Linked DNA regions of Homo sapiens: all the other regions are linked to region 1. A link is an interaction called in ENCODE POLR2A ChIA-PET data of the cell type or tissue named here. Cell type or tissue: MCF 10A. All regions are shown on one strand. Links, peaks and the distances in the headings refer to the core of each region. The heading gives the core; the rest is flanking DNA. Region 1 holds the start of INTU (inturned planar cell polarity protein). Region 2 overlaps INTU (inturned planar cell polarity protein). Region 3 overlaps INTU (inturned planar cell polarity protein). Region 4 overlaps INTU (inturned planar cell polarity protein).

Region 1 (8,600 bases), core at 3,143-8,142:
ATTTATTCATATTTTAAAAATAATTATGGCTGTCATTATTACCACATAGTTCATAAAGTATTATTATTTCTGTGTTCACAATTAAGGCAATATTAGTTTCTAACAAAACTCTTACATAATTTTTACCTTGTAGTTTAAATTTTTAATGAATATGACCTCATGTGGCCCTATTTTCATTTACTTCTCATTGCCAGCTTCTATTACTACTAGAGAAAGAGCTCCTGAACCTGCTAACGATACTAAATATTTAATTATGTCCTTTTCTGGTGTATTTTATGTCAGAATTGTAGTTCGCCTAATCAAGATGGTAATCTATGGAAATAAGGATGTCAAGTCTCATATGCATTAAATTAAACATATTTGGGCTTCAGAAGATGGCTGGTCATTTTGTAGTGGAAAAGAGAAAATGAAAATATACCCCAGTCTAAATCTCTTAAATCTTCTTGCAATTGCTAATTATGAAACACACAGAATATTCTTATAAAGGCCCTGAAAATGGCATCCTATTCCTTTCCTTTCTTCATCCTTTCAAAAATATCTAAGCTTATTAAATATTAGCAAGGTTAGTAGAAATATGATATGTAAATTTAGAAATATGACTAATTGATACTACAACCTGAAAATTAAAATAAGGATAAAAATGATTGCTATTATTTCTTCTTTGATGAAAGATAAAGCGAGGTGGTAAATTTTGTTGTTGCTCACTTTTATCCATTTAACTAACACATGGAAGTAAATTAGCCAAGGGAGTTAACGTAACTCAGGAATATAGCTAACGTCCTAGCAGGTATACTTTCATGTGGCATTTTTTGCTCCAGTTCAACCTTGTGACAAGTGAAAGACTGAAGAGAAAAAAAAAAAAAAGACCCAGTCAGGTTCTCCAGGAGATTGTCATTTGGTGGCAATGATAGATGTATTCCTATTTAATTTAGATATAAGACAGACTGATATTAGTTATAACCTAATTTTATGGGATAGATTATGAGGAAAGAGTAGAAAAAGGAATTCTTACTGAGGTAGGAGATGTGTCTAGGAGGGCTTTTGGGAAAAGGTGCTGTTTGAATTGGATCTTGAAGAAAGGTGTAGTATTTCAACAAATGAATTTTGGGTAAGTATCATTCCACAGTAAGAGAACTGTGTGAGTAAATGAGATAAAATAGCTGTTTTATTGATGCTTTATGTGCTAGGTACTTTACATGCATTAACTCATTAGATTCCAAACAGTCCTGTGAAGTAAGTACCATTTTCTGAATTTACAGATAAGGAAAGTGAAGCTTGTGGAGGTCATTTGCTCAAGGTTACGTGGATGATGGATTCTAGAACAGGGAGAGAGGTCTGTCTGCCAGGCTTAAATTCAGGAGGTGGAAGTGGGTTCCGGCCTATTCAGGGAATGACTAGTGGGCCCGTATGCATGAAGCACAGAACTGAGGGAAAGTTTAGGGCAGTTTCTCAAGTTTGCTGAATCACTGGGGGCACTTGTTTAAAATAGAGATTTCCAGGCCCCTCTCCTGGAGATTCTGATCCTGTTGATGTGGAGCAGGGCCTCAAAATCTGTATAACAAGCTCCAGTTGATTCTTTTGAATAGACAAGTTGATCAGCTTGATTAACTTACGATGTAACATGGAATAAACCATTTAATTCTGAATTGGTGTTCAATTGTTTGTAGAATTGGAGAAAAAAATTTAAAAGAAGCTACACAGTTTGGACTTTGTTCTCTATTTAAGGAGGTGCCATGCAAGGTTTATGAGGCAGGGTATGAAACTACTAGATGCTTACAAAAAAAAATTGATGAAAAATTTGTAGGAAGAAAATGTGATATTTTCCTAAAATTTGTAAATGTCCTTTTTTAATTTCTTATTTTATTTTTTACTTCCAATAAGTTGCTTTTAAAACAAGGAAAGGTTAACTTATTAAAGAGGTAACTAAAGCACTTTTTATTTTGAAATGGAATCTTAAATCATTTCTAATGTTTAAGATTGTGGTGAAAGTAAGCATATATATTTTACCATGAAACTCAAAATAATGAGTATAGGGACTCCAGCTTTTTAAAATAATATTGTTTCTCTGATTTTAAAAGTAATACATTTTTTGTTGGATCTCAATGCTAATGGAAATATTTGTTTCCCTTCCTTCCTGTCTCCACTTTCTTCAAACTTCCGACCCCATTACTTCCTCCATCACGTTCAGCTGGCAAGGTTGCAGCCTACTTACCAGACGATAAACACTGTCACATGGAGACTGCCTCAGCTTCCTGCCTGAAACTGGCAAGTCACCATCCACACCAGCACCCTTCTTTGGCTCTTTCTTCTAGTTTTAGGGAAGAGGTGTCCAGGGAGGTCATATCCCTCCTTCTGTGCCTTGGATGCTATCCCCTCCTACCACCTCAAGGACCTCCTGTTACCAGAAAGGGGTCCCAATCCAGACCCCAAGAGAGTTCTTGGACCTTACCCAAGAAAGAATTCGGGGCAAGTTCATAGAGTAAATTGAACGCAAGTTTATTAAGAAAGTAAAGGAAAAAAGAAGGGCTACTCCATAGGCAAAGCAGCGGCATGGGCTGCTTGACTGAGTATACTTATAGTTATTTCTTGATTATATGCTAAACAAGGGGTGGATTATTCATGAGTTTTCTGGGAAAGGGGGAGTAGTACCCAGAACTGAGGGGTCTTCCCTTTTTTAGAATATATTAGATAACTTCCTGACATTGCCATGGCGTTTGTAAACTGTCATGATGCTGATGGGAGTGTCTTTTAGCAACTAATGCTCATTATCCTCACTGCTCACTGTACTCTAATTATGATTCGCGTATAGTGAGCAGTGAGGATGACCAGAGGTCACTTTTGTAGCCATCTTGGTTTTGGTAAGTTTTGGCTGGCTTCTTTACCGCAGCCTGTTTTATCAGCAAGGTCTTTGTGACCTGTATCTTGTGCCGACCTCCTATCTTGTCCTGTGACTAAGAATGCCTAACCTCCTGAGTAGCAGCCCAGTAGGTCTCAGCCTTATTTTACCCAGCCCCTATTCAAGATGGAGTCGCTCTGGTTCAAATGCCTCTGACACTCCTTTTGCCCATTACCCCTTTACAAACTCCTCCTCCTGTTCTTCAACTTTAGTAACATATAGACCTCTTTTAAGGAAAAACTATTGTGGATTTCCATGGATGACTTAAGTTTTTTAATTATAATTTTAAATAAATGAGGTATAATCTGTGCTTTATAGCTCCTATATAAGATGAAAACAATTTTATGAATTAATACAAATAAATTACAAAATGTAATCGCTGTTATAACACTATAAAAACACATTTAGAAATTAAAACAAAACCATAAAACCTAGGAAATTCAAATGTATATAGTTTAATGTACATTTGTACATGTAATATACAAATTCAAATGTACATAGTTTAATGTATATTTGTACATGTAATGTACAGTTAATGTAAATACAACTAAACTTCAGCTTAAAAGTATAAGCTGCATACTGCAGCTTGTTTGGCTGTGAGGAAGGTAAAATATACTATCCTGGCCATTTAAGTTTAATACACTTGAAAAACAGCAAGTGCCTTTGTGCTGCTTCTTAAAAGCAACAGATGAAGCTCCCATGTGAAAGACACCCTCCCTATACTAGAAAAATGTAACATTCTTATTCTCAAGGGCATAGAAGTGAAACCAAGAGAATTCTGTACAGACCTTGTTAAAATAACTTATCTTTTAAGCTTCCCAATTTAGTTTAGTTGCTTCTTCACAACTAACTATTCTTTGTCCAATCCAGTATATAAGTTAACTGACTCTAACTGCTTCTTTGGGTCTTCATTTCTTTATGAGGGCTCCCCTGCCATGTAAAACTTGGATTCTAGAGCAAGGAGAGAGGTCTGTCTGCCAGGCTCAAATTTGCGAGGTGGGAGTGGGTTCCAGCCTATTCAGGGAATGGCCAGTTGGCCTGTATAGATGAAGCACAGAACTGAGAGAAAATTTAGGGCAGTTCCCCAAGTTTGCTGAATCACAGGGGGCACTTGTTTGAAATAGAGATTTCCAGGCCCCTCCACTGGAGATTCTGATCCTGTTGATGTGGAGCAGGGCCTCAACATCTGTATAACAAGTTCCAGTTGCTTTTCTTTTGTTAATCTATTTTAGGTAAGTTTAATTCTCAGGCCCAGCTGGGACCCTAAGAAGATGGAGGTAGAGTTTTTCTGCCCCTGCAACAGCTACAATTCAGGTTCCTTTGAGTTCTCCATGCATATACCCATACCGGCCATGTGATGACTCATCTCCCATTACTCTTTCTCTGTTGGAACCATGCCATAATAACAATATAAATTAATACTTCCTCTAAGAAATTTGTCATGGCCCCACGTATACTACTTTGGTTTTTTCTGGATATTCCATTAGAACCTTGTATTTATTGTAATACTTATCACTATGTTATAATTGCCCATTAGAGAATCCCCAGCACCCAGCCTTTTAGATCATAAAATAACATTATATCCTTTTTTTACACGCTGCAACATGAACATTTCCCCCATGCTTTACTCTTTGAACACATTCTAGTTAAAATCATAATCATCATATTTTATATATATTTAACTTTTCCCCCATTATTTGACATTTTAAGATTGCTTTCAGCTTTTCACTTTTACAAATTTTATAAATTTGCATCCTTTCTCAGAGTAGATATCTAATAGTTGAATTACTGGGTTCTGAGGGAGGAAATTTCATGTAATGGTTATTGACTTAGGTTCATTTCTTGGTTGACTTTGTTGACTGCTAGCCATGTAACCATTAGTAAGATGCATAACTTCTCTAAAGCTTAGTTTCCTTATTTAATATAGAGAAAATATTTACTTCATAGTATGTGAATGCTCAGCATTGTATATGAATAAAGTGAGCAGAGCCAAGGCTGACTCTCAATCAATGCTAGCTGTTATTTTTGTACTTAAAAAATACTTGATATAGGTATTCATAAATAACAGGTAGATTTTACCTGTTTACACTTCCAACTTTAATAATGAGAACACTTAATTAGATTATAAAATTTTGAGTTAGAAAATGAACATGAAGTTGATTCCACAGGATTGCCACTCATTTGTGGCACTCTACAATACCCACTTGGGATAACCGTGAAAATGTTTGCAATTGCGAAACAATATGAAACCCATAAAACAATGGAGCGTATTTACATTAACACCTAGATCGCGTTGCTTAAAAGCGTCCATTACTTGCACGGATGAGGTCCTAAGGAAAGGTAAAGTGCGGTTTCCTTCACCTCGAAGGAAATCCAGGCTGACCGACAGCTGTTAGGCATTAGAAACACAGGACAAAGAGCAAACTGGATATCCAGCACTGGAAGAAAAAGGTGAGAAGCCCAGTGCATCTCCGCCTGTTTTAACAGGTTATGCTGCTCTAAGGAATTGCGTTCCGGAGAGCGTAAGCGGTGAAGTTTTAGCTATTTCTATCCTTCCAACTGAGAAGCCCTCCTGGAAGTTTCAGCCCATTGGCTGCTTTCTGTTCTCCCTGTTTCTTCTGGGAAGCTTCTCCGTCTCCCTGGCAACGCGACCTGCCACCAATTGCAGCTAAGGATTGGTGGTCACATGGCCTCTGCCCCTTCCCAAGCAGAGGCAACATGGCGGCCTTAGCAAGCTATAGCTGCGAGATTTGAATTACTCCACTCGTAGCTATTGCATTCCTGACGATGGCCTCTGTGGCTTCGTGCGATTCGCGTCCGAGCTCAGACGAGCTCCCTGGAGACCCCTCTTCACAAGAAGAAGATGAGGACTATGATTTTGAAGATCGGGTCAGCGACTCGGGTTCATATTCCTCAGCGAGTAGCGATTATGAGTAAGGTTTTCAAAGAGGGACAATTAATCCCATCCCATCAATCCAGAGAATATACACGTGGGCTGGGGGAACTGCAAGGGTGTTGGCGTGGTTGGAATCGAGTATTTGGGGTTCTATAATAAGTGGGATTTAATTGCACCACGTTCCATTGTATGGTGGTGTGAGCAGAAATGACGATGCCATTCTTTGCTACTGTAGGTTGTTTTTTGTTTGTTTTGTTTTGTTTTTTCAATGATTCTTAGATGAGGAGAATCTCCTCTTTTTGGTCATGGGCTCTGTCTAGGCCATAGGAGGATATATCTGTAACAGCGTTCAAAAAACTCTGTTTCGATCGCAGTGTCTTGATTCTTTGGTGTGACCTTTGTGGCTTAATCTCTTTAGTATTTGGAGTGGAGAGACACCCTACGCGTTTTATAAGGCAGTTGTTAAATTTATGTAGATTTTTTCTGTTATGGAAATGAATAGCTATATAACAGAAGGAACGCCCACCCATAGTCTCACCATCAAGGACAACCTCTCAGCACTTCTGGATATTTCTGCTGTATTTTCCTATGCATCTCCATGATTTTCTTGTTTTCCATTTTACGTCATAATTTAATTTTTAAAAATACAGATACCTAAAGGTTTCACTTTCTTAATAATGCCATGAAAAGGTTATTTTGATTCACAGTATTCAGTGCTACTTCATTTTTAAGAAAAATCTACCCCTTACTGCTATGGATTAAGAACTTTAGAAAAGTCAACTAGCAGTAGCTTGAAGAGAATGACTAATCGTGAAAAAGTTTTGGTGCCAAAATGTCAACTAACCCAGTAATGGACAACCATACCTGGTCAGTTTTAGGATGACATTTTATGTGTATTTAGGAACAACAGTTACAAATCATTTATATGTATGTAGGAGCAACTGTTATTTGGCAATTGTTTTTACCTATCAGTATGTAAAAGATTTTTATCATTGCCTTTAAAAGTATGGTGGGGAAACCTGTTTAATACATTCTTGAAGACTTAAACAAATTTTAAAATATCGTATTTTTTTGTAATCTGCTGTAGGCATTAAAAAAATAATTTTAAAATTCATGATTATTACACAAGGCTGCTGGAAGGAAATATGAATTACATAGAACCTTATTTGGTCTTGGTATGTGAAGCCATAGACAGTGTAAGACTCAAACTCTTGGCTTCTCCACATTTTAGAGTCGCATACTTTTAGCCCAGAAAGAATCTATGATTCATGTATAGTTGCACAGCTGAGTGTTGTCAGTGTGAGAATTCAAGACGCCTGATACCTAATGGGCCACCATGACTTTGATGGGATTAAAATAGTGAACTTTGTTTCCTAGGAAATGACCAATCTGAGGACCTTGTGATAGGAGAACTTGTCACTTAAAAGAATAAAAGTATTTCATGATTCAAAATACATGTATGTATGTTATATTTTAGCTTTTAAAAAATGATCATTAAGCTTTTCACATGTCACTAATCACGCCACATGTTCTAGTGTCTTTATCCTCCTAATAATAAAAGTATAGAAAATCCCTATCATAAGATGTTTTGCTGGTCTGTATTTCAAGTCCTACCAAGTTTCAAATTTTAAGTCTGTCCCTTCTTGATTTGTAGGACATGAGGGTTAATTTGCTGAACTTACCAGGAAGGCTTATGTTCGGTTCTTCCCTTATGGTAGATGTTTACTTCCCTAAGCTGCAGTCATCATTACAAACAGTGGCCTTCCCAACTTGTACAGAACCACTCTTTAATCAAAGGCACAGGAATGCCAACCTTAGTCTTTCTCATTAAAGCAAAGACATGAATTTCCTATTGTATTTCATGGACTACGTGAAGCTTACTAAGGAAGTTGTACTGCATATTGACTCACATAAAGTATCCTGAATTTTCAAGGTTTTAGTTAACTGCGTGTTCTTTTTAGAAGTTACTGTTTCATACATGCTTTGTACCTGAGCTGTATGTGATTGTCAATATAGAATTTAAAAGTTTATCATCTTGGAGATAAAATTACATTATGGTAAATTCTGGTAGAGTTCTTTTAATAGGTTTGTTTTAGGTTTGTTAGAGAATAAGAGTTTATATTGCTGCAGTATGTCTTAAGTTGACACATGGGCACATACCCTGGGAGGCTTCCGAGATAATACTGGTGGGTTGGTTGGGTTGAGGGAGCCATTAGCTAGTTTTAGCATTAAGATAACAGAAATCACACATTCACCTGCAACAATGCCAAGTTACCAGCTAATATGCCTAGTTCATGTTACAGAGAGTTTGTCAATGTTGTGACTTGGATTTTTAATTTTTCAAAGTGAATTTTTTGTTGTTGTTACATCAGTTTTAAAACTGGCTGATGGAGAGAAACAGGAATCATTTTAAATGAGATATTAGCTGTTAAAGCTAAGGAACTTCCACCTAAAACACAAGGATTGGCTGGAGAAGGGAGGTATGTCCTTTAAATTTTTTTCTGGGACTTTAAAAATAGCTTCATTGAAGGATAATTTATATACAAAAAACTGCACATATTTTTAATGTACAATTTGATGTTTTAACATGTATACGTCTGTCAAGAAAATGAACATATCCATCTCGCCTAAGAGTCTCCCCATGTACCTACTTAAGTCCATTTATGCCTCTCCTGATAACCATTTATCTGCTTTTTGTCACTCTATAGGAGTTTGTAGTTTCTAAAGTTTCATAAAGATGGAATTGTGCAGTATGAATGTTCTTTTTTGTCTGCCTTCTTTTATTCAGCATAATTACTTTGAGATTCA
Region 2 (6,727 bases), core at 1-5,000, 66 kb after region 1:
TGTTCTAGTTTCTTAAAATAGAAACTTGGATTATTGATTTTAGATATTTCTTCTTTTTTAATATATGCATTTAATGCTATAAATTTCCCCCAAGCACCACTTTTGCTGCACCATATAAGTTTTGATAAGTTGTGATTTCATTTTTTTAGTTCAAAATATTTTAAGACCTTCACTTTATACTGAAACATTCTGAGACATGAGAATAAATTATTAAACCTCACTGTTTTAGACCAATAAAGCCCTATCCGTTTAAATTGCCAATTACTTCGTTTAAGGCAGTATAGCACAGCAGTTTAATAGTCAAGATTCTCTACTCAGTGTATTTTAAAATTTCAGCTTGAACAGTAGTTACGTGAACTTAATCAAGGTCTTTTCCTTAATGGCTTCATTGAGATATTTCACATATCATAGAATTTTCCCATTTAAAATGTGCAATCCAACATTTTTTAGTCTGTTCACAGAGCTGCCTAACCATCGCCGCAATCAATTTTAGAACATTTCACCATCTAATAAAGAAATTCCGTGACCATTCGTAGTTATTATTTACTTCTCTCTTTCCTCTCCCAATTTCTTCTTCTCCCTACCCCTCCATCCCCAGGCAATCATTTGCATAGTTTTCATTTCTGTAAGCTTACCTGTTCTAAATATTTTTTTAAATTTGACTCCTCTTATCTGTGATTGTATATCCTTTGACCAACATTTCCTCATTTACCCTCTCCCCTAACTACCCAAGCCTTTGGTAATCACCATTCCCATTCTACTCTCTCCTTCTGTGATATCAGCTTTTTTAGGTTCCACATATGAGTGAGATCATGTGGTAGTTGTCTTTCTGTGCCTGGCTTATTTCATTTAACATAATGCCCTCTAGGTTCATCTGTGTTGTCATAAATAACAGGATTTTGTTCTTTTTATGGCTAAATAGTATTCCATTATGTATATATGGCACATTTTCTTTATCCATTCATCTGTTGATGAACACTTAGGTTGATTCCATTTCTCTTGAGATTTCTCATTGTATTAAAAAGTAGGATTTATTGAGTATGTATCTTCTAATGGAAAATATTAAGGAATTTAATGCCTTAAGAAATCTAGTTAAAGGCCAGGCATGGTGGCTTATGCCTGTAATCCAAGCACTTTGGTAGGCTGAGGTGGACAGATCATCTGAGGTCGGGAGTTCAAGACCAGCCTGACCAACATGGAGAAACCCCGTCTCTACTAAAAATACAAAATAAGCTGGGTGTGATGGTGCATGCCTGTAATCCCAGCTATTTGGGAAGCTGAGGCAGGAGAATCACTTGAACCTGGGAGGCGGAGGTTGCGGTGAGCTGAGTTCATGCCATTTCACTCCAGCCTAGGCAACCAGAGTGAAACTATGTCCACAAAAGAAATCTAGTTAAAAACGTGTGTGAGGCCGGCCGCAGTGGCTCACACCTGTAATCCCAGCACTTTGGGAGTACACACCTGTAATCCCAGCACTTTGGGAGGCCGAGGTGGGAGGATCACAAGGTCAGGAGTTCGAGACCATCCTGGCTAACACGGTGAAACCCCATCTCTACTAAAAATACAAAAAATTAGGCAGGCGTGGTGGCGGGCGCCTGTAGTCCCAGCTACTCGGGAGGCAGAGGCAGGAGAATGGCATGAACCTAGGAGGCAGAGCTTGCCATGAGCCAAGATTGTGCCACTGGCACTCCAGCCTGAGCAACAGAGGGACACTCTGTCTCAAAAAAAAAAAAAAAGTCGTGTGTGAGGTAACATGCCTGGCAATTTTAGGTGGAAATAGTTATTTTTGCTTGTTTATTTTTAAAAACAAACTAAATAGTTATTTTTAACTTGGAAAAAACCTATTTGTTCCAGGTTTAGTATATAATGAGGTCTTACTTTAGTTTTTCTTCCCAGATATTTGAGAATTTTCCTCATTTTGATATTCTTTTTTCAATCATATTTTCCTAGGGTACAGTGAAATAATTAAGAGAAAAGATATTTGTATGTTTTCGTTTAAGGAATATAAACAAACATATATATTAATCTTGTATACTAATTAGCCTGTAGAGTTTAGTAGCAGGAATAGCAACTCATTGAACAGTTTCTGAGATCAAATACCACAAATTGGTAATTTTTTGTCCTGTGGTTTTTCACAAGACAGACTAATAGCCACAAAAAAAGGGAACCTGAAGTATTTGCTAGATGCAGAAAAATGTAGGTCACAAATGAGTAATAACTCATACTGTGTGAAAAGCATTGAAAGGCATGACTAATATTTCAAAAGCTTTTGTCATCTCAGTAAGACACAGTTAGTGTGTGAAACAGTCCTGCAGAGAGTGCCTTGGCCTTTAAAGAAAAAAAAAAGATTCTCTGGGAGGCGGATTGCAGTGAGCTGAGATTGCGCCACTGCACTCCAGCCTGGGCGACAAAGCGAGATTCCATCTCAAAAAAAAGGGATTCTTATTCACAAATAGCATGTATGCCACACAATTCAATTGCCGATAGTTTTCATTTGTATATATATTTGTATTACAGATTAAACTTCAGATTAAATTTATTCTGTTTTTAAATTTGGAATGCTTCAAAGAAGAACAAAGGTGATACATGAAAGAGTTCAGGCAATTTCCATAGAAACAAAACCCAAATCCTAAGTAAGAGATTTTTTTTTCTAATAACTCTGTGGGGTAGTTGAACTGTGCCAGATTCCAGAGGAACACTTGCCTTCGTGTTTTAATCTAGGAATAAAGATTGACAACCCTTGAATGCAAAACGTTGTGTCCAGGAGAAAGACAGGGAAGAATGTTGATATTTTTCAAGAATCCAACTATTGAGTAATATACAAGAAATGGAGAATCGAGAACAACTCAAAATAAGTTGGCTACTTTAAGACTGATTTTCATTTTCTTCTATGAAATCAAAAGGGTTAAATTAATTTCTAACTTAAAACTGGAAAGCAACTTTTGAAGCTCATAAATTTACTATGCATTGAATACATGTGAAGACCATTTTGCAGTTATTGAGATTTAGTTGAAATATGGTATGTTAAATGAGTAAGTTGTTTTATATTTGCAAAGCTTAAAAACAATATGTTAAATAAGTAAACTGTTTTACAGTGGCAAAGCTTAAAAACAATATGTTCCATTTTGAGACATTTCCTAAGTAACACAAAAGAGAAAGATACTCAATTTTTCAAGTAGTAATTAAGCACTTTTTATATGGCCATTACTAAAAAAGTAACTAATATGAGTCAAATGTTTATGTTACTCTTTTTTTTTTTTTAACATAGATGGAATTAGACATGGCATTAAGTGACTTGGAGGCTGCAGATTTTGCAGAACTGGTAAGGGAAGGAGTGGATTTTATAAAAGGCTCAATGTTGAATTATTTTGTATAACAGTCATTATTCTAAATATTTACCAAGTGGATATATAATAATCTTGAAATACACATTAGGCCTCTGTTTTGACAGTGACAAAATCTATTTTGCTTGCCTTAGGATTTTCTACTGAGTTTAAACAGTTGTTACATAATGTATATTATGGGATTAAAAATGATTAATTACACTGGTGTCACTGAGAACTAAGCTTTTGAGGAAAATAAATATAGATGTAATACTGATTAAGTTAAATAAGAACCCTGTAGAGCTGTACTTAAATTGGAAGTGTCAATATCGTTTTTAATCTTTTAATTATTGTATTTCCTAGCTATGGCCAATGAAAAGGCCTAGCAATAGTGACCATCGCAGTAGCGATAAGTACCACTAATACCCAGACCATGGTGTATAAATAACATTTCTCACCAAAAGGAACCAGGACTCCTCAAGAATTGGCTCATTCAAAATTGGGGCTGAAAATGCACAAGATAAGTCTGAGAACATCTTGTCATATCAGAAATTCAGAAAGCTTTCCAAAAATTAATAGGGTTATAGTAGAGCTCAAACTGTCATGAGACAACTTGAAGAGGCTCCCTGTTGAACATCTATAAGGAAATAACTACAACAGATTGAAACACATCAGATATGTATAAGCTCATGAGTGCATAATGATACTAAAAAAAAAAAAAAGGAAACTTACTAGTCAACTTTGGAGAATATGAGGGCACTAACTTGTTTTTGTGAAAACTGTTAAATGAAGAAAAATCAGACATTTATCCTGCCTTTCTTGTCTAAACCATATGTCAAGGTTACCAAACAGAGGTGAAGGAGAGCTTCTTTTTATGAAAGTAGTCTAACTGAAATGTCAAGAAAGACTGACAGAATTGGAATATCACCATTTTGCAGTCCCTCAATGAATTAATGGATCTAGGCAATGGTCATCAATAGCTATTAATATCACAAACAGAAAAACAGCAGATAATATGTTGTTCCTGATGGAAGCACACAGAACACCTATAAAATATGCTTGATGAAGCCTCAAGATTGAACTACCAACTTATAGGAAATACCACTGAAAAGGAGGCATGTTAAGTTACTCCATTTTTGGAAGAGGGGTTGCAGTCAGCAAAATCCAGACTGGCAAATACTGCAGGACACTTTCTTCTCCAAATAAATTAGAAAAGGCTGGCGTGAGGTGGGGGAGAAGGGAGAGAAGTTGAGAGAGATCTCAGTTACAAGAGACTGAATATTATCAACCAAGTGTATGTATGTCCTTTCTTAGATCCTAATTCAAACAAACTTTTAAAAACCTCTATGAGACAACGAATCTCATAGATGAGGCTGAATCTATTCATGAGTCTCATACATTCAAGGAAAGTAAACACTAATGACTGGGTATTAGATGAAAATAATTCTTTATATTGTGATAATGGTATGATTATATGTATTTTAAGATTCCTTCTGTTTTATACATACATTCTGAAGTGTTTACAGATGAAATTATATAATATCTGGGATTGGTTTTGAAATAATTCAGCAGGAGGAAGGGAAGATGATGATACAGATGAAACAAGATAAGCCATGGACTGGTCATAGTTAAACCTGGGTGATGATGGCTATACAGGAACTAATTATACAATTCCCTTTTTGTATATGCTAAAATTCTCAGTAATAAAAGTTCTTTTACAAAGTAAATGGGAAGTAAGGAGGTAAAAGCCATGAGGTGTGGATTATTCTCAAGAAGATCGCCAGTGAAAGTGGGAGGAGAATGTTAGCTTGAAAGGGTAACTGAGTCTTAACAAACACCCTAAACAAATGGAAGGGTGTTTTGTCTGTAAAAATAATAGAAATTTAGGGATGGTAAACTCTTATGGCTCATAATTTTTTGAGTAATGGAAAATGTTTAGATGGATATTAACTATTAGGAGCAGTTCAGATCTAAAGTATTAAAATATCTGGTTTTTGGAACTTACATCCAAAATGTTTAATTTAAAAATCTAATTCCTGCCTTTATAGAACACTATTTTAATGAGCAGTGGAGTTAACAATATTTTCTATGGTTAAAAAATAATCTATTTTGATTCCTTAGATACAGTAAAAAAAAAAGAAAGAAAACCATAATTCATAAAAGAAAAAATGGATAAATTGAGAATGTAAAATGGTACAACTACTTTGGAAGACAGTTTGGCAATTTCTTAATAACCTAAACATATACCTACCATGTAATTCAACCAGTCTGTTCCTATCTTTTTAAACCAAGAGAACTGAAAGCATATGTAATACAAAGACCTGTATACAAAGCAACTTTATTTGTAATAGCCAAAAAGTGGAAACAACTCAAATAACTTAACTGTCCATCAGCAGGTGTGAATACCAAAACAAATTCTGGTATATCCAGGAATGGACTACTACTCAGAAAAAAAGTTGGTGTAGGGAGGTGTTGAGGGAACTGTTCTACATCTCAATTTTGGTGGCACTTACATAGCTATATGCATTTGTCAAAACTCACAGAACACTTCACATTGAATTTTGCCTTTAAAAAAATATGAAAATAAGGATCTATTCTACACTTTTTGGTGAAATTAGATTAAAGATTTAATCTTATATCCTAATGCTGTGTTTTCCTTAGTTTTTAAAAAATATTATTAAGGTATAATTTATGTTCAGTAAATTCTTCTGTCCCCTTTGGAGTCGACCCCTCTCCATACCCCCAACCTCTGGCAATCACTGATCTGTGTTCTGTCCCCATGATTTTGCCTTTTCCAGGATGTAATATAAAGTGAATCATCCTGCTCAGCCTGGCCCTAATGCTGCTCTGGTTGCTCAGCATACCTCCTTTTACCTTCTCATACCTGGGCATCCCTGCCCTGTTCAGCCCCACAGTTCCCAACTATTTGGTTCCTGCTCCATGGTCAGGCCTCTGACAACCCCTTTGAATAAACCAGACACTCCACATGTGTCTTGAGAATTTAAATAAATAAATAATCATACAGTAGGTAATTTTTGTGTCTGGCTTTAACTTAGCATAAATGGATTTAAGATTCATTCCTGCTATTGTACAGGCAGTTCAGTCCTTAATATTGCTGAATAGTAGTATTCCATCATATGCATGTATCACAATTTGTTTATCCATTCCCCAATTGAGGAATGGCTGGGTTATTTCCAGTTTTTAGTTTTCTTTAGGTTTCATTGGGTTTTTTAAAAAGAAAAAAAACTTATAAAAGTAATAGCTGTGTACGGGGTGAAGCTCCAAGCATGGTTATTAAAAGCAAATACCTTCGCTTATCCCTTTCTCTCACTTCCATCCCCAGGTGTAACTGCTCTTATGGATTGGAATGTATCCTTCCAGACCTTTTTCCATATACATACATT
Region 3 (8,600 bases), core at 1,984-6,983, 76 kb after region 1:
TTTATCACAAAAAAATAAAAATATAAAATCCACTATGAATTTTTCCCCCAGTCCGAGGATTACTATGACATGAGGCGGCTGTATACAATTTTGGGGTCTTCTCTATTTTACAAGGTAAGTTGAAGCTTGAAGTCTAAATGTCCAGCTGCTGTATAAAGAGAACTAAATTTTCAAAACTTTTACAAACATGAAAAATACATTTATCTCTTTTCTTTCAAATGTAGGTACCATAAGATTAAGAGCTTTCTCATTTTAGAGACAGGGTCTTGCTCTGCCACCTAGGCTGGAGTACGGGGTACAATCATAGCTCACTGCAACCTCCAATTTCTGGGCTTAAGCAATTCCCAAGCTCAAACAATCCTCCTGCTTTGGCCTCCCAAAGTACTGGGATTACAGGCGTGAGCCACCATGCCTGACCAGATTAAGACCTTAAAACAAGATTTGCATCTACATACTTGTAAATATAATAAATATTTATGGTTTCATTGCATTCTAAAGCATGTATAAAGTATTTACAAATGTGCACAGGAGAAGCAATACTCAAAGAACCAAGTTTGTAAGAGAGAAGACTAATATTTTTCTGGATTTCCTTTTGAAAGAGTGTATTTTTTATCCTGTGTTGAAAAGTCAGCTGGGCATGGTGGCTCACACCTGTAATCCCATCACTTTGGGGGGCCGAGGCAGGCAGAACACCAGAGGTCAGGAGTTCGAGATCAGCCTGTCTAACATGGTGAAACCCCATCTCTACTAAAAATACAAAAAAAAATTATCTGGGTATGGTGGTGTGTGCCTGTAATCCCAGCTACTCAGGAGGCTGAGGCAGGAGAATGGTGTGAACCCGGGAAGCAGAAGCTGCAGTGAGCTGAGTTCGTGCCACTGCACTCCAGCCTGGGTGACAGAGACTCTGTCTCAAAAAAAAAAAAATAGTAACCTACATCTTTTAAATAAATCTTATATAACATTTAGTTCATGTCCATGTAAAGCAAAGCATCAAATGAATTTAAGTACTTTTATTTTTAAAAAAGGATTTTTAAACACAATATAAAACACATCTAACAAAGAAGCAATAGGGAAGGGTGCACAGTGAAAAGTCTCTGTCATGACCCCTGCTTCTTGACTTTCCATTCTCAGAATTCAGTTATTTTCTAATTTTGTCAAATACTGAAGCTATGCTGTGCAGAAGGGATCTTGCTTTGTGCTGAAGTCTACCTGTCGGTACACCTTAAGTTATCATTTGAGCTCTACTTTGACCTCAAGAAAAGAAACATTTACTTTTACTATATCTTCATTTACCCCATTTGAAACTAGAATATTCTAAACCAACGGAAGAAGTGTCTATGAAACTCTTAGAAATATTATGGGACTATTGCTTTATATCACTGGTAGACTTTTGCTCTTTGTGGTTAAATTCAAGGGTTATTTGATATGCAGTCATTTGCCCAAGGATGATCTTATTGATATTGCCGTATACTGTCGCCACTATTGCCTGCTGCCTTTAGCAGCAAAACAAAGAATTGGTCAGTTGATCATATGGAGAGAAGTGTTTCCTCAGCATCACCTCCGACCTTTGGCAGACTCAAGCACTGAAGTCTTTCCGGAACCTGAAGGAAGATATTTTTTGCTAGTTGTTGGCTTGGTAAGTTTACCTCAGCTTCTTTCTTAGGATTTTTCTTCTTTTCTTTTATTTTTTTCTTTTCGGCAGGGGTTGAGGGATGCAGCGGTAGGTAGGTATCTATTGACTGTCTAAATAAATACACAAACATGCTCATGTAAAATTATTAGTATGTCTAATATCAGTATTCAAGGAAATGTTACATGTCCCCTTATTCCTTTTCTTTTGCATCCATTTAATACTCATGGACAAATATTAATAAAGTCTAAGAAAATATTTTAGCAGGTTTTTAAAGTCTTTTGTTCCCCTTTCTATAGTGGTTTTATCCATTGGCTTGTTTTGGGAGATAGAGGGAGACATGAAAATAATATAGAATCAGAAACAGAATAAATATGCAATTGTAGATGAAAGGACTTCCAGTAACTGAGGCTCTTGACAGCTATCTTAGGGAATTCTGTGTCTCAAAAGAAGTGGTTTGATGGTATATCAAGATAAGGCAATGTAAGATTGTTTTCAACTGGGATCAAGAAGCATTAATAATAACCAAAAAGGAAAGATGACGGAGGAATTTTTAATAATCATCACATGATTATGCCATAGGCCTCTATGTCTTCGATATTTATAAGTTTATACATGCACATTTTATGTAAATATTTTCATGGTAGCTAAACCTACATTTGTAATTTTTTTCCCTATAGAAACATTATATGCTATGTGTACTATTAGAAGCTGGAGGTTGCGCATCCAAAGCTATTGGGAGTCCTGGACCAGACTGTGTATATGTGGATCAAGTCAAAACAACTCTTCACCAGCTGGATGGAGTAGATTCTCGCATAGATGAACGGCTAGCATCTTCTCCAGTCCCCTGTTTGTCTTGTGCTGACTGGTTCCTTACTGGATCACGTGAAAAAACAGATAGCTTGACCACTTCGCCTATTCTCAGTAGGCTACAAGGTACTTCCAAAGTAGCAACTTCTCCAACATGCAGAAGAACGCTTTTTGGTGACTATTCCTTAAAGACACGCAAGCCTAGTCCTTCCTGTAGTAGTGGAGGATCTGACAATGGTTGTGAAGGTGGAGAAGATGATGGCTTTAGCCCCCATACTACACCGGATGCAGTACGGAAGCAAAGAGAATCTCAGGGCTCTGATGGTTTAGAAGAAAGTGGGACCTTGCTTAAGGTGTGTGCTTATTCAAGTGTGTATGTTCTGGGAGCTAAGTTGTCTCTCCAGTCCTTGTTTTATAATTGCAAGACATTTTTTTAGTGGCATACCATTCTTCATTTGACATGGTGGTTATTTCAGTCACTGCTGGCAAACCAATGATTTTGAACCAAAAAGAAAAAGAAATATCAGGCCAGGTGTGGCAGATTGCTAGAGGCCAGGAGTTCAAGACCAGCCTGGCCAATGTGGCAAAACCCAGTCTCTAATAAAATTACAAAAAAATTGCCAGGCACGTTGGTGCACACCTGTGATCCCAGATGCATCGGGAGGCTGAGGCACAAGAATTGCTTAAACTCAGGAGGCAGAGGTTGCAATGAGCCGAGATTGTGCCACTGCATGATTTGTCACTCCAGCCTGGGTGACAGAGTGAGACTCTGTCTCAAAAAAAAAAAAAAAAAAAAAAAAAGAAATATCAAATAATAAGATAAGAACCCCTTGACATTCATATCTGTTTAACAGTACTTAGAAATAGGAAAACTTTAATCTCAATTTCCGTGTTCATCTCTTCCCTATTTGCAATGACAACAGAGAGCATCCAAGCTGTGGGGCCTGTTGGGGGCTGATCTGACTAAATAGCCAATGAAATATTCAGCAAAGAGAATCAGAACCCTAAATGTGTGTATTTGTGTGTCTGTGTGTGTGTGTGTGTATGTCTCTGTGTGTATTATCCTATTTTTATAGATTTTAAAATCTGAACCTTTGTAACACTTAAAGATTTAAAAGTTGACTCTAAAGAGGATGTTCATTTTTCAGATCATTTTTCCTAATTTTTTCCCATGAAAATACCATAAAATATCCAAATGATTATCAAAACATTCACCCTGGGAGGCTTTGTACTTATTCTAGTGATGCTGTCGTCTTTCAAAACATTTTTGAAACTTGTCATTTGGGTGGATGGAGGTGACACCAGATGAGGAGTCTGAGAAGGAGCACAAATAAACTATGAAATGCTAGTAGCATGGCATAAATAACCAGATGCAATCTCCTCATACCAAACAATAGAATACTTTTGGACCCCTAAGTGGGGTGTATTTGGAAGTACTTACATCAGTACCATACCTATTATCACAGTCGATGGAATTGGTAGGAAATAGTCTAAAAAGATTTGGACAGATTAAAGAATTACCAAGCCATGAATAGCTCCTAAGAGAAATTGAGTTAACCTTTAAGATTCAGCCATTCAACAAAGGTTGATTGAATACCTACTAAGTGCCAAGGGCCATACTACACAAAGGAGATACAGAGATGAATAAGACACAGCCCCTGACTTTGAGGAGTGCAGAGTCTAGGGAGGGGAGACAAGTATGCATACATACAAATTTGGTAATGGCTCTGGTAGGAGGTTTTCAGGGAACACCATCATGCCCTCCCAGGACATGACCCTGGGATCCCTGTCAGCCATGGATAAGCCAAGAGGTACAAGTTAGCATCAAAAATATTTAAAGGAAGCATTGCAAATGGTAAGTAGTTCCCTCAGAAGGATGTTTAATTTTTAAATTGTTTCTGCTATATGATTCCATTCTTAGATATAAACTGATCTACTTAACTATATTTTTCAGGTCACTAAAAAGAAGTCTACTCTTCCAAATCCATTTCATTTGGGAAACTTGAAAAAGGACCTTCCAGAAAAAGAATTAGAAATATATAACACAGTGAAGTAAGAAACTTTCTTATTCTTGTTCACTTAAACTCAGGAAGTTTTACAGTGAGAAAGTACAATTTTATAACATGTATTTTACTCAACAAATGTAATTCTGATATATCTTACATATTAAAGGTAATATCTGTGGTATTTCTTTAATATTTCATTACACATTTAGGAAAATGACCATATTAGTATTATGAAAGAGAAAAACACACAAAGTAATATTTCAAAATGTGAAAGTCTCCCTTTATCTCTCCACAGGTAACCTCCCTTTTGTATATTTAATATAATTTTTAAATTAGAGTTTACTATTTTTTAGAGTGTTTGGTGGATGCAGTGGTGTGCTGTCCAGTTACACCTTAGCTCAGGGTATTCCTTTCCAACACTTGAGAATGGTGGCTGCTAATGCCTCACAGCTCCCCTAGCCTTGTCACTCCCCTAGCCGTGTCCTACACGGAAACTTGTTGACTCAGCTAAGGTTACATTCCTCCCTGGGAGGAGCCCATTTCTAATGACTAATAAATAAGTGAGTACAAAGGCTTGGCCCCTTGCCTAAATTGAAGACAACTCTGAAAGGCCAGCCAAGCTTCAGAGTACACAGTGGTATCGGCTGAGACTTGTTGCCGCTGCAGCACAGTTCATCTTCTCCCTCTGCTCAATCCTGCTCAGTCACTACACCCCTACAGCTGTTTTTCCCAAGAGTACTTCCTAATAAGTTTCCTCCCGGCATATCTCACTCTCAGAGTTTGGGTCCCAAGGAACTTGTCCCATAACACTCTCTTTAGAAAATAGGTATAATTTCAAACGTTCATTGAGTAGGGAATTCTGAGGTAAAAGAAACTGAGTGAGGAGAGAATGTTTAGCAACTTAAACTGTCTGTAATTATTATAATATGAAATGTTATATATTCACTTCTTGTGCACTTATGTGGTGACACGCAGGTCTGCCTGTGCCTTGGCAGGTATTTAATTATGACATCATGTGTGGGATCAACTGGTGTAATAAACTCAATTGCCTACTTTTATTTGAACAACTAGACACGTACTAATAGAATTCACACACACACACACACACACACACACACACACAGTACAGAGCTACCACATTCTTAATCACTGAAACACTTTACAGTAAGTTCAAATATATGTGTTACAAAGTTGTTAGAAAATTCTTTTTTTCTCAAGTCAAGACAAAAACAAAGTAACTTGTCTGCATAAAATAATACATTAGAAATCTGATGTGTTAAATTTTAGTATTTAATGCCTCCAAATATGAATGTTTAATTTTTTGATAGTTAAACATGATTTTAAGACAAATAAATTGGAACCAAACCTTTTATGGAACCCAAAAGTACCTTCACAAAACTCTAGTCTTCCATTTAACAAAAACTATTGCTCTGAAATTTTATTAACTCCATATCAGAATTTTAAAAATATGTATGTTGTGTTGGCATTGTCTCTAGTAAAAGGAGACTCTTTTTTCAAGTTCAATGGTTTAAACATAAATTCACATGTGGTGTAAATCATAGGCTCTCCTATTTTAAAAGGTGCCAAAGATGTGTGTTTATTCTCATTATTGACATGCAAAGATGTTTTTATATGATGTAGTTCATTTTAAAAGCATGATATAAAACAGGATGTAATATATTATCCTAACCTTTTATGCACCTATCTTTGTAAAATACAATATATATAATATATTGAAAATAATATATAAAACATTTCATTCAGTAACTAAGTCCTACCCATTCTGCATTCCAGTAGTTCTTGAGGAACATCAGTTTGACTATCATGGTAAAATACTTTAATGCTACTAACTTAAATGTATTTAATTTGTTGGAAGGTATTTTTATATGTGGTCTACCCTAGACTGATATCTTGTTTATGGCTTATAGCTATCTGGGCCAGACACGAGCTGAATTATTTAATACCAACCATGGAAAAAGAGACAGTTAGCCAATTTGGGTTGTTTAGCAAAGGAATGATTAAGTTACTTGCAAATGAATTGAGGTTTACTTATCCTTGCATAACATGTAGTATTTGCCTCCATTAAGGGAATTAATAACCCTAGCTTGTACTTCAGTTACGGATGAAGAGGGAATTAAATGTTTAGCCCAGTTTCCCTTCCCTAATTATACTACTAATATTATATTGTAGATAAAAGCTTATAAGAAGTCTACTAAATTCAAAATGAACCAATATTTTAAAATTTACTAAAATTTCTTTTTTCTTCTCTTTGATTTTTTTTCTTTTTAAGACTGACATCTGGTCCTGAGAACACACTTTTCCACTACGTTGCCTTAGAAACAGTGCAAGGAATCTTTATTACTCCTACCCTTGAAGAGGTGGCACAGCTAAGTGGCTCTATCCACCCTCAGCTAATAAAGAATTTCCATCAGTGTTGTCTTTCCATTCGTGCAGTTTTCCAACAGACATTGGTGGAAGAGGTAGGGCACTGCTATAAATACAGTTTTCTGCCAGTTTAATTTCCAGATCTCTAAGCATTCTGTTATCTAATCAATATGCCCAGCATTGTTTTCATTTCATTAAGTTTTTTTAAATAGTCACTTAATCTAACGTGGGTGCCAAAACAATTATACTCACAGTACTTCAAGGTTTTATTTTATACTGAATCTGATGTCTTGGGTTACTTTTCAGGATATGGTAGACCTGTGTTTTCTACAGCAAAGCAAAATACAGTCGTTTGTAATGTAAATTAACCTTCCATATTTGATATCTGTGACTCAACCATTACTTGAGTAATAATATCTACCAATTGGTTCCTAAAATAACTCTGATAATTCTTTGAGTATTTAGCCAATAGTATAGGGATTTTGGAATATAATGGATTAAGGCAGGGGTCCCCAACCCCCCTGGGCCACATACCAGTAGCTCTCTGTGGCCTATTAGGAACCAGGCTGCACAGCAGGAGGTGAGTGGCGGGCCAGGGAGCCTTACTGCCTGAGCTCTGCTTCCTATCAAATCAGCAGCACATACGAGTGCAAACCCTATTATTGTGAACTGTGCATGTGAGGGATCTAGGCTGTGCACTTCTTATGAGAATCTAATGCCTGATGATCTGAGGTAGAACAGTTTCATCTTGAAACCATCCCTCCCCCAGAAATTGGTCTCCAATGCCAGAAAGGTTGGGGACTGCTGGGTTAAGGTACAGCTATAGACACAAGACTAATGCAAATTTTTTGGCATTTGGTTGGTTGATTGCTTGCTTGCTTTTCTATCCAGGATGAAGTTTCATTGAATGTTGTTATCTGTTGAATAAATAATAATGCTGTGTACAATTACAATATCAGATTATTTAAATGGCAGGAAAAGATAGGTGTTGATTTCTTGAAAAGGATAAAACTTACAGAGGTTTACTTGTGACGTTATACAGCCAAAAAACCTCTCTGAAAATGGTTGTAATGTATATAGCAATACATGTGTTAGGGATGCCAAATTTGTGAAGAACTTGGGTTTAAAAGTGGAAGAACATTGGACAAGGAATAAGGAATCCTGGACTGAGCCTCACCTCCTATTTCCTTAGCTATGAAGCAAGTGGGCTGAATTACATCATCTCTCCAGGTTCATTCAGCAGTAAAATTCTGTGTCTTGTAGGATTTTTTTTTGAGTCCTCAGAAATTGTTATTCTGTAAAAATACTGTGTTTGACCCTATATTCCTGTATGCTTTGGGTTCTTATGCTCCTATTTCCCTTTTTAACATTAACTGATAAATGTTATAAAGGAATATTTCATTTACTTATTTGATAATATTTAGTAATATAAATTAGTTTTCCCCATCTTATTTAAACATTGAGGTACCTACTCTGCACCAGACACTATTCTAGGAACGTGGGATACAACAGTGGACAAAACAAAGTCCCTTCCTTCACGAAGCCTATTTTCTAATTAGAAATTAGTATGCTGAGAAGAATTAGAAAATAGTATGCTGAGAAGAATCAGTGTCAAGCAAAATAATAAAACATGGTAAGGATTAGAGGTGGGAGTGACTATTTTGAAAGGTCTCTCTGATCATGTCAAGTGATACTTGAACAGAGACCTGAATGAAGTGAGGGAGCAAGCCATGTGGCTCTCTGGGGACAGAGCTTCCAGCAAGGGGAAC
Region 4 (7,644 bases), core at 1-5,000, 55 kb after region 1:
AGTAAAAAATTTATGCACTATTATTTAAAAAGACATACAGTAGAGACGGTATTGACTGGTTTTGTTCGTGTCCTTCCATATATTTTCTATACAATAAAAATATACATACTCCCTTTTTAATAAAAGTATGCTGTTATGCATATTTTTCTGCTTCTTGCGTTTTTAACCTTCTTGATTGGAAGGCAGAAATTTGAGGTAACATTTAACATAAAATTGGGTATGGGAAATCGATTTTTCTCTTAGTGACTTTTGTTCTTGTATTTCTGAGGGCTAAAATGGTATCTTTATGTTTAAAGCCTTAGGAGTATATCAGTACAAAAATCCAAAGGCAGTTTATACATTTTTCCAAACCATAGTGATATCAGCTCTCTGTTTATCTATAGTGGATCTTTGTTCTCATTGTTCTTACAGTATCATGAAGGAATTTTCTGTGATTGTGTCATCTGGGAAAATTATCTAGTTTGCAGTGTTCTCTAGAGGAACTGCTGAGGAGGCACATCCCTGTCAAACCTGATTGCTTACCAACATTTTCCAGATAAGTGAGCTACAAAGAGCTGGGCATCCATAAATAGTGCTTTTACCTTTTACTAGTAAGGAAAGTTTTAACCAATGAAGAGTAAGAATGTGGTTATGAACTGCCTCTTTAAGTTTACTCAACAGAAGAAAACTTTGCCATATTTTGCCCTAATTGAAGCTTTCTGTTTTCATAAAACCAGAGATTATCAAAGATTAAATTTTTGCAATGATTTTCATACATATAAATAGTCCATTGGAGTTGTCCTACAAATTCCATTAGAGTAGACTGGGGACAGAGGGACTTAATTTCTCTTTCATCTTGAAATTTATCTTCCATTGATAGTGGAAGTATCTTTTTGATGGCAGCAAATTTAACTCTTTTCTACTTCAAGTGAGAATTTAAAGAGCAAACTACGATAATAAATGTGAAGATCCATTGAGTTCTTAAAACCAAGAAGCACAGTGAATCCAGGATGTTATTAATAGACATTTTGTAATAAATTTTTATAACAACTTTTTTTCTGATTATGAAAGATATTAAGGGCCAATTGTGAAAAATTACAAGAAGACCAAAAAGTGTAGAGACTTGATTATCTTTTTAAAGTTGTGAGCTGGTTAATTCTCTATGAGCCACAGAAAACTGACTATATACTAACAGTTTAACGTTGTGACCAAATTAAAGCTATAACAATTTCCTTCACCATTCCCCACTAATTCATCAGCAAGTCCTGATCAGTCTGTCTTCAAAATCTCCAATCTGTCCATTTCTCTTTATCTTTATTATTGCCCTGTCCAGCCACTGCTATCTCTCACACACTACAGTAGCCTCCTAACTGGTCTCCTTCCCTTCATTCTTGCCACTTGAACTAATTTTCATATAGCAGCGTGATCTTTCTACATTATTATCTGGTTCCTACCTACCCCTCTGACTTCAGATATCAAACCACACGTGCCTCCTTTGCACTGTATTGCAAACACCCTGGCAAAGCTTTTCCCCAGCCCAGGGCTTTTGTACTTTTTCTTCTTGCTGGATCTTTCTGACATTGGAATATCAGCTCAAATGCCCTTTCTCAGAGATTCTTCTCCAACCATTCAACCTAAAATAGCCAATCTGTCACACCACCCATTCATATTGTGCTATTTTCTGCATAGTCCTTTATATGAATTTGTGTTTTTTACTTTTTGTTCATTTGCTGTCTTTCTCCATTAGAACATAAGCTTCATGGGAGCTCATTGTCTTTTGTCTTGATATTTTTACTGCCATACCTCCAGCAATGAGAATAGTGCCTGGAATGTAGTAGTCACTCAAATATTTGTTAGATGAATCAGCAAATAATTATTTTGATATGCCGATAGCATATGTACCTGCTATTTTGTCATTCAGTGAGCTGTTCCAATAAATGCTTGCAGTCAATGCTGTGTTACTTTTATATGGCTAAAACCAAGTATTTCGGTTTTTTCTGTCATTTTGTTTTTTGAGTTCTTTAATGTTATACCTTCAGTAGTAAAGAGGGGAGGAAATAACTTATGCTTATTATGTACTTACTGTTTACCAGTAAATAATAAGCATAATAAGAACTTATGCTTGTTATGTTCTAGGCATTCTGCATGTGAGCTAGATTGTATTAACCCTGTTTTTACAGAGTTGGAAACCAAAGTTAGAGAAAGGTTAGGTGATTTGCCTGTGATAGCTACCTAGAAAGAGCTGTGATAAGCCAGATCTGTTCTATTACAAAGTTCAAAATCTCTTTATCATTCCACGTTGCCTGAAAGATTTCAGGAGTTGTAAATGGTTAAAAGACAGTCAGAGGTAAAAACAACCTACATTTTTTACAAAAAGGGTACTTCAGCCCTTTCTTTTATAAATATGTCACTTGTGTTAGCCCTGTGGTTCTTCCATAGAGCCATCTACTTGATACACTTGAGAGTAGGTTTTAGGGTAAAAAGTTTGGACAGGGTAAATTTCTTTACACAATCCGTCAGTAACATTCTAGCAGCAATTCTATTGAAGGAAGAGAGGAGTGAGGAAGATAGCCTATGTAGTTGGGAAAGATCCAGTTCCCTTAGGAGCACACAAAAAATGACCACCATTTCCATATGTCGTTCTAACTTACAGCTCTTATTTCTCCAGTGCCTTTTGCCAGATTGAGAATGTTCCTCGTTTGGATCATTTTTTTAACTTGTTCTTTCAAAGAGCACTTCAGCCTGCGAAACTGCATTCCAGCGCCAGTCCCAGTGCTCAGCAGTACGATGCTTCCAGTGCAGTACTTTTAGACAACCTCCCTGGAGTCCGGTGGCTCACACTTCCACTGGAAATCAAGGTAATCTTAGGTATTATAAAGCAGAAGCAGAACCAGGTGCCTTATTATAATCTTGTATCTTCTCTTTTTTTCGTAGACTTTTTGTTATTTTTGGAATTATGGTTAAAAATTAAAGAGGCAATTGGTTGACAAAGTAGGAGGTCCAGTGCAATAAACCCAGAAAGAGAAATTATCCTTTATAAGTAGAAATTAGCTCTCTCCTCTTACTTTTAAATTTAAGCTTTATCCAAGCTAGGACTACTTTTCAGAAATCGTAATTAAATGGTGTGTCTTACTTTGGAATTTTGTGACTTTGATTTTATAATGTAAGGTTATCAAGTTAGAATTATGTTTCTGTACAAAAAAAAAAAAAGTGGATGACATGGTTGACTAACAGTATTCTCAGTTAAAATACAAAGTCCACTAGTCTACCAAAATCTTTTTTTACATGAACATATGTGATTAGCTTTTGGCTTGTCCCATGGATCGCATACCAATAGTAAAACTGTATGACGGTTAAGAATTATCAATATGATTTTAGTTATATCTGTGAACCTAGAATAACTTTATTATTGAATGATTGACAAGATTATTTCAGACATTTTCATCAGTGTAGATCACCATATAATCTATTTAGTTACAGCATTTGTATTAGTATTAAATGAGGCATTATGCCATAGCCACTTCTCTGCTCTTGAAGAAACCTAGGCTATGTTACAGTAGAAACCTAATTCAAGTTCCTACTCTTCATAAGACTCTACAATGTATGATCAAATAAATGCCTTTTTGACAGCTTAATAGTTATTTAAATTGATGTATCAATCACTTTGCTCAGTTTCCTCATCTGTAAAATGGAGGAAATAATAGTCCCTACTTCATGGAAGATTTATGAGTTATTACACGTGAAGTATTTAGAATTGTGCCCGGCACATTGTAGTTGTAGTTATGGGAGCATTATTATACAATTACTATTTGAAAGGAGATGAGGTGTTAGAGCATGTTCAAAAGATGCTTTGCCTTCTGGTATTTTTTTTGTCCTTAGCTCTATCAACTGCCTGGTCTTTTGATATTTCAGGACAATAATTACCCTTTCCTTTCTTTCTTTCTTTTTCTTTTCTTTCTTTCTTTTTTTTTTTTTTTTTTTTTTTGAGACAGGGTCTTGCTTTGTCACCCCAGCTGGAGTGGGAGTGCAGTGGCATGATCATAGCTCACTGCAGCCTCCACATCCCAGGCTCGGGTGATCTTCTCACCTCAGCCTCTCAGGTAGCTGGGACTACACATGCACACCACCATGCCTGGCTAATTTTTGTATTTTTAAGTAGAGACCAGGTTTCTCCATGTTTCCCAGGCTGGTCTCGAACTCCTGAGCTCAAGCAATCTGCCCGCCTCAGTCTCCTAGAGTGCTGGATTACAGGCATGAGCCATGGCACCTGGCCTACCATTTTCTTAAATTGTATAAAAAACTAAGAAGTATGAGATATATAATTCTACCTAATATTTTCATAAGAATATATAAGCATTGGCTGGGCATGGTGGCTCATGCCTGTAATCCTCGTGCTTTGGGAGACTGAGGTGGGAGGATCACTTGAGGCCAAGAGTTCAAGACCAGCCTGGACAACATATGGAGACCCTATCTCCACAAAAACTTTAAACATTAGCAGAGCATGGTGGCACACACCTGTATTCCAGCTACTCAGTAGGCTGAGGTGGGAGGATTACTTGAACCCAGGAGTTGGGCTCCCCACTCAATCATAGTTGCAGTGAGCTATGATTGCACCACTGCACTACGGTGGGGCAACAGAATGAGACCCTATCTCAGGAAAGGAAAGGAAAAGGAAAAAGAAGAGGGAAAAGGGAAGAGAAAAGGAAAAAGGAAAGGAGAAAGAAAGGGGAAAGGAAAGGGGGAGGGAAGAGGCAAGGGAAGGGAAGGGAAGGATATAAGTGTTCGATATAGATAGAAACATAGAAAGTAACTAGATAACTTTACCTTTAAAAGAGAAAGACCCTGGTTCCAAAGACTGTCTCATGCCCATTCTGGGGTCTTTTATCCTCAGTCACAGGGCCCATGCCCACTTCATGAGTCAGAAGGTACCATCTCGTGAGGCTTGCCATTCTACCTGGCCATTACTTAGGTTCTTGCCCCTCTGTCAGAATTTCTTCATTAAAGAAACCTCTTCCCTCAAAATATATAGTCCCTTCTTTCTGTGATAGTAGAGGTACTTAATGTTTTAGGGGCAGTGTGTTTAGAATTTAGATACATTAAATATTATCTTCCCTCGAAGAAGTTTAAGATGTTCTAAAGTATTGTCTATTTGGGGCTTACAGATTCCATGTGAAGGCTACCTCTTTTTCATTGAGATTTTTGTTAATTTAGCATATATTTCTTTAAAAGATTTATATGCTTTTCTTTATTTCACCCTAAAAGAATATCAAATTAAGAAATCACTGTGTGAATTCTGGTATACATTTTTAATTCATTGCCTTAAACCATAGCTGTTGCTTATCTTGCCAGTGCTTTGGCTGCTTTTATCCTTGTTACGTCTAACACTGCTGTGTGGAGATCAGTGTTCATTGTGCCGGTTGCTCAAGTCTGTGCCATGCTTTGCAGAATCCAGAAAAACCTCTAGATGTTCACAGTCAGGTTGAGCAGGTGAAATTAATACACAGGAAACAGTGAGGATCTGGCTTAGATGTTTTCTACATTTTGTAGTCCAGTTAGGAGATTAAGAACAATACTTTTGGGAAGAGAGCTAGATACCTTTTGCTAAAGTAGTCTAAAGCTCTATTTGATTAATATAAAATTTGAACAACAATAACATTTGAAGTTTTTTTTATTCTATTTTTTACTGCAGTTTTAGGTTCACAGTAAAATTGAGAGAAAGGTACAGATTTCCCACGTACCCCCTTCCCCCATACATCATACATGCATAGCCTCTCCATTATCAACATTCCCCACCACAGGGGTACAGTTGTTATAATTGATGAACCTACATTGACACATCATAATAACCCAAAGTCCATCATTTACATTAGGGTTCATTCTTGGTGGTGTACATTCTATAGATTTAGACAGATTATAATGACATGGATCCATCCTTTTAGTATCATACAGAGTAGTTTCACAGCCCCAGAAATCCTCTGTGTTCTGCCTATCCCTCTCTTTCATCCCTCCCTTTCCATTAACCCCTGGAAACAAATGATCTTTTCACTGCCTCCATCATTTTGCATTTTCCAAAATGTTATATAGTTGTAATCATATGGTATGTAGTCTTTTCAGATTGGCTTCTTTCACTTAGTAATATACATTTTAAGTTCCTCTTTGTCTTTTTACAGCTTGATAGCTCATTTCTTTTTAATGCTGAATAGTATTTCATTGTTCAGGTATACCATAGTTTATTTATCCATTCGCTGAAAATCTCTGTTGCTCCCATGTTTGGGCAATTAATTCTTGGTCAAATAGCAAGAGAATGTTTAGTTTTGTAAGAAACTACCAAACTGTCTTCCAAAGTGGCTGTATTTTGTATTCCTACCAGCAATGAATGAGAGTTCCTGTTGTTCCATATCCTTGTCAGGACTTAGTTTTGTCAGTATTTTGGATTTGGGTCATTCTACTGTGTGTCTAGTTCTGTCTCATTGTTATTTTAATTTGCATTTCCCTGATGACCATATGATGTGGAATATCTTTTCATGTGCTTATTTGCCTTCTGAATATCTTGTTTGGTGAAGTGTTTGTTAAGGCCTTTGGCCCATTTTTTTTTAATTCGGTAGGTTTTTGGGGAACAGGTGGTGTTTGGTTACATGAATAAGTCCATTAGTGGCAATTTCTGCAATTTTGGTCCACCCATCACCCAAGGAGTATACACTGTACCTAATGTGTAGTCTTTTATCTCTTGCCACCCCCTGCTCTTTCCCCCAAGTTCCCAAAGTCCAATGTATCATTCTTATGCCTTTGCATCCTCATAGCTTAGCTCCCACCTATGAGTGAGAACATATGATGTTTGGTTTTCCATTTCTGAGTTACTTCACTTAGAATAATAGTCTCCAATTCCATCCAGGTTGCTGCAAATGCCATTATTTTGTTCCTTTTTATGGCGGAGTATAGTGTTCCATGGTATGTATATATATATATATATATGTCACATTTTCTTTATCCACTCGTTGATTAATGGGCATCTGGTTCCATATTTTTGTAATTGCGAATTGTGCTGCCATAAACATGTGTGCAAATATCTTATTTGTATAATGACTTCTTTTCCTCTGAGTAGATACCTACTAGTGGGATTGCTGTATCAATCAGTAGATCTACTTTTAGTTAAGGAATCTCCACAATGTTTTCCATAGTGGTTGTACTAGTTTACATTCCCACCAACAGTATAAAAGTGTTCCCTTTTTGCCCCATCCACACCAACATCTATTTTTTTTTATTATGGCCATTGTTGCAGGAGTGAGGTGGTATTGCATTGTGGTTTTGATTTGCATTTCTCTGATCATTAGTGATGTTGATCATTTTTGCATATGCTGGTTAGCCAGTTGTATATCTTCTTTTCAGAATTGTCCGTTCATCTCCTTAGCCCACTTTTTGATGGGATTGTTTGTTTTTTTCTTGCTGATTTGTTTGAGTTCCTTGTAGATTCTGGATATTAGTCCTTTGTCAGATGTATAGATTGTGAAGATTTTCTCCCACTCTGTGGGGTGTTAACTCTGATGATTATTTATTTTGCTATGCAGAAACTTTAGTTTAATTAAGTCCCATCTATTTATCTTTGTTTTTGTTGCATTTGCTTTTGGGTTCTTGGTCATGAAGTCTTTGCCTAAGCCAATGTCTAGA

What was found. ChIA-PET counts read pairs that join two places held together with the same protein. Peaks named below come from ENCODE experiments on the same cell type or tissue, not always from the same donor. Only the 100,000 strongest peaks of a DNase experiment are listed, where the experiment ranks them.
Region 2: POLR2A ChIA-PET joins it to region 1 with 21 read pairs; 5 of 35 experiments call an interaction of 5 or more read pairs at or near these places.
Region 3: POLR2A ChIA-PET joins it to region 1 with 32 read pairs; 5 of 35 experiments call an interaction of 5 or more read pairs at or near these places.
Region 4: POLR2A ChIA-PET joins it to region 1 with 16 read pairs; 6 of 35 experiments call an interaction of 5 or more read pairs at or near these places.

What each region holds. Positions count from the first base shown.
Region 1 is chr4:127,627,352-127,635,951 of GRCh38, forward strand. It overlaps INTU (inturned planar cell polarity protein), which reads left to right and starts at 5,606. Exons shown (of 16, transcript NM_015693.4): 1 at 5,606-5,829. The coding sequence starts at 5,684. RefSeq lists enhancers at 5,254-5,793, 5,456-5,635. In MCF 10A, for the core only: no CTCF peak of the experiment used is centred there; DNase peaks (open chromatin) are centred at 4,260 and 5,550.
Region 2 is chr4:127,696,742-127,703,468 of GRCh38, forward strand. INTU (inturned planar cell polarity protein) reads left to right here. Exons shown (of 16, transcript NM_015693.4): 9 at 3,269-3,322. Among named protein-coding and RNA genes, the nearest start is that of SLC25A31, 30 kb to the right of the region's middle. In MCF 10A, for the core only: no CTCF peak of the experiment used is centred there; a DNase peak (open chromatin) is centred at 2,280.
Region 3 is chr4:127,704,177-127,712,776 of GRCh38, forward strand. INTU (inturned planar cell polarity protein) reads left to right here. Exons shown (of 16, transcript NM_015693.4): 10 at 52-114; 11 at 1,415-1,636; 12 at 2,311-2,793; 13 at 4,395-4,492; 14 at 6,737-6,926. Among named protein-coding and RNA genes, the nearest start is that of SLC25A31, 22 kb to the right of the region's middle. RefSeq lists an enhancer at 4,131-5,330 and a silencer at 4,778-5,072. In MCF 10A, for the core only: no CTCF peak of the experiment used is centred there; a DNase peak (open chromatin) is centred at 5,015.
Region 4 is chr4:127,685,031-127,692,674 of GRCh38, forward strand. INTU (inturned planar cell polarity protein) reads left to right here. Exons shown (of 16, transcript NM_015693.4): 8 at 2,648-2,837. Among named protein-coding and RNA genes, the nearest start is that of SLC25A31, 42 kb to the right of the region's middle. RefSeq lists an enhancer at 1,657-2,856. In MCF 10A, for the core only: no CTCF peak of the experiment used is centred there; no DNase peak of the experiment used is centred there.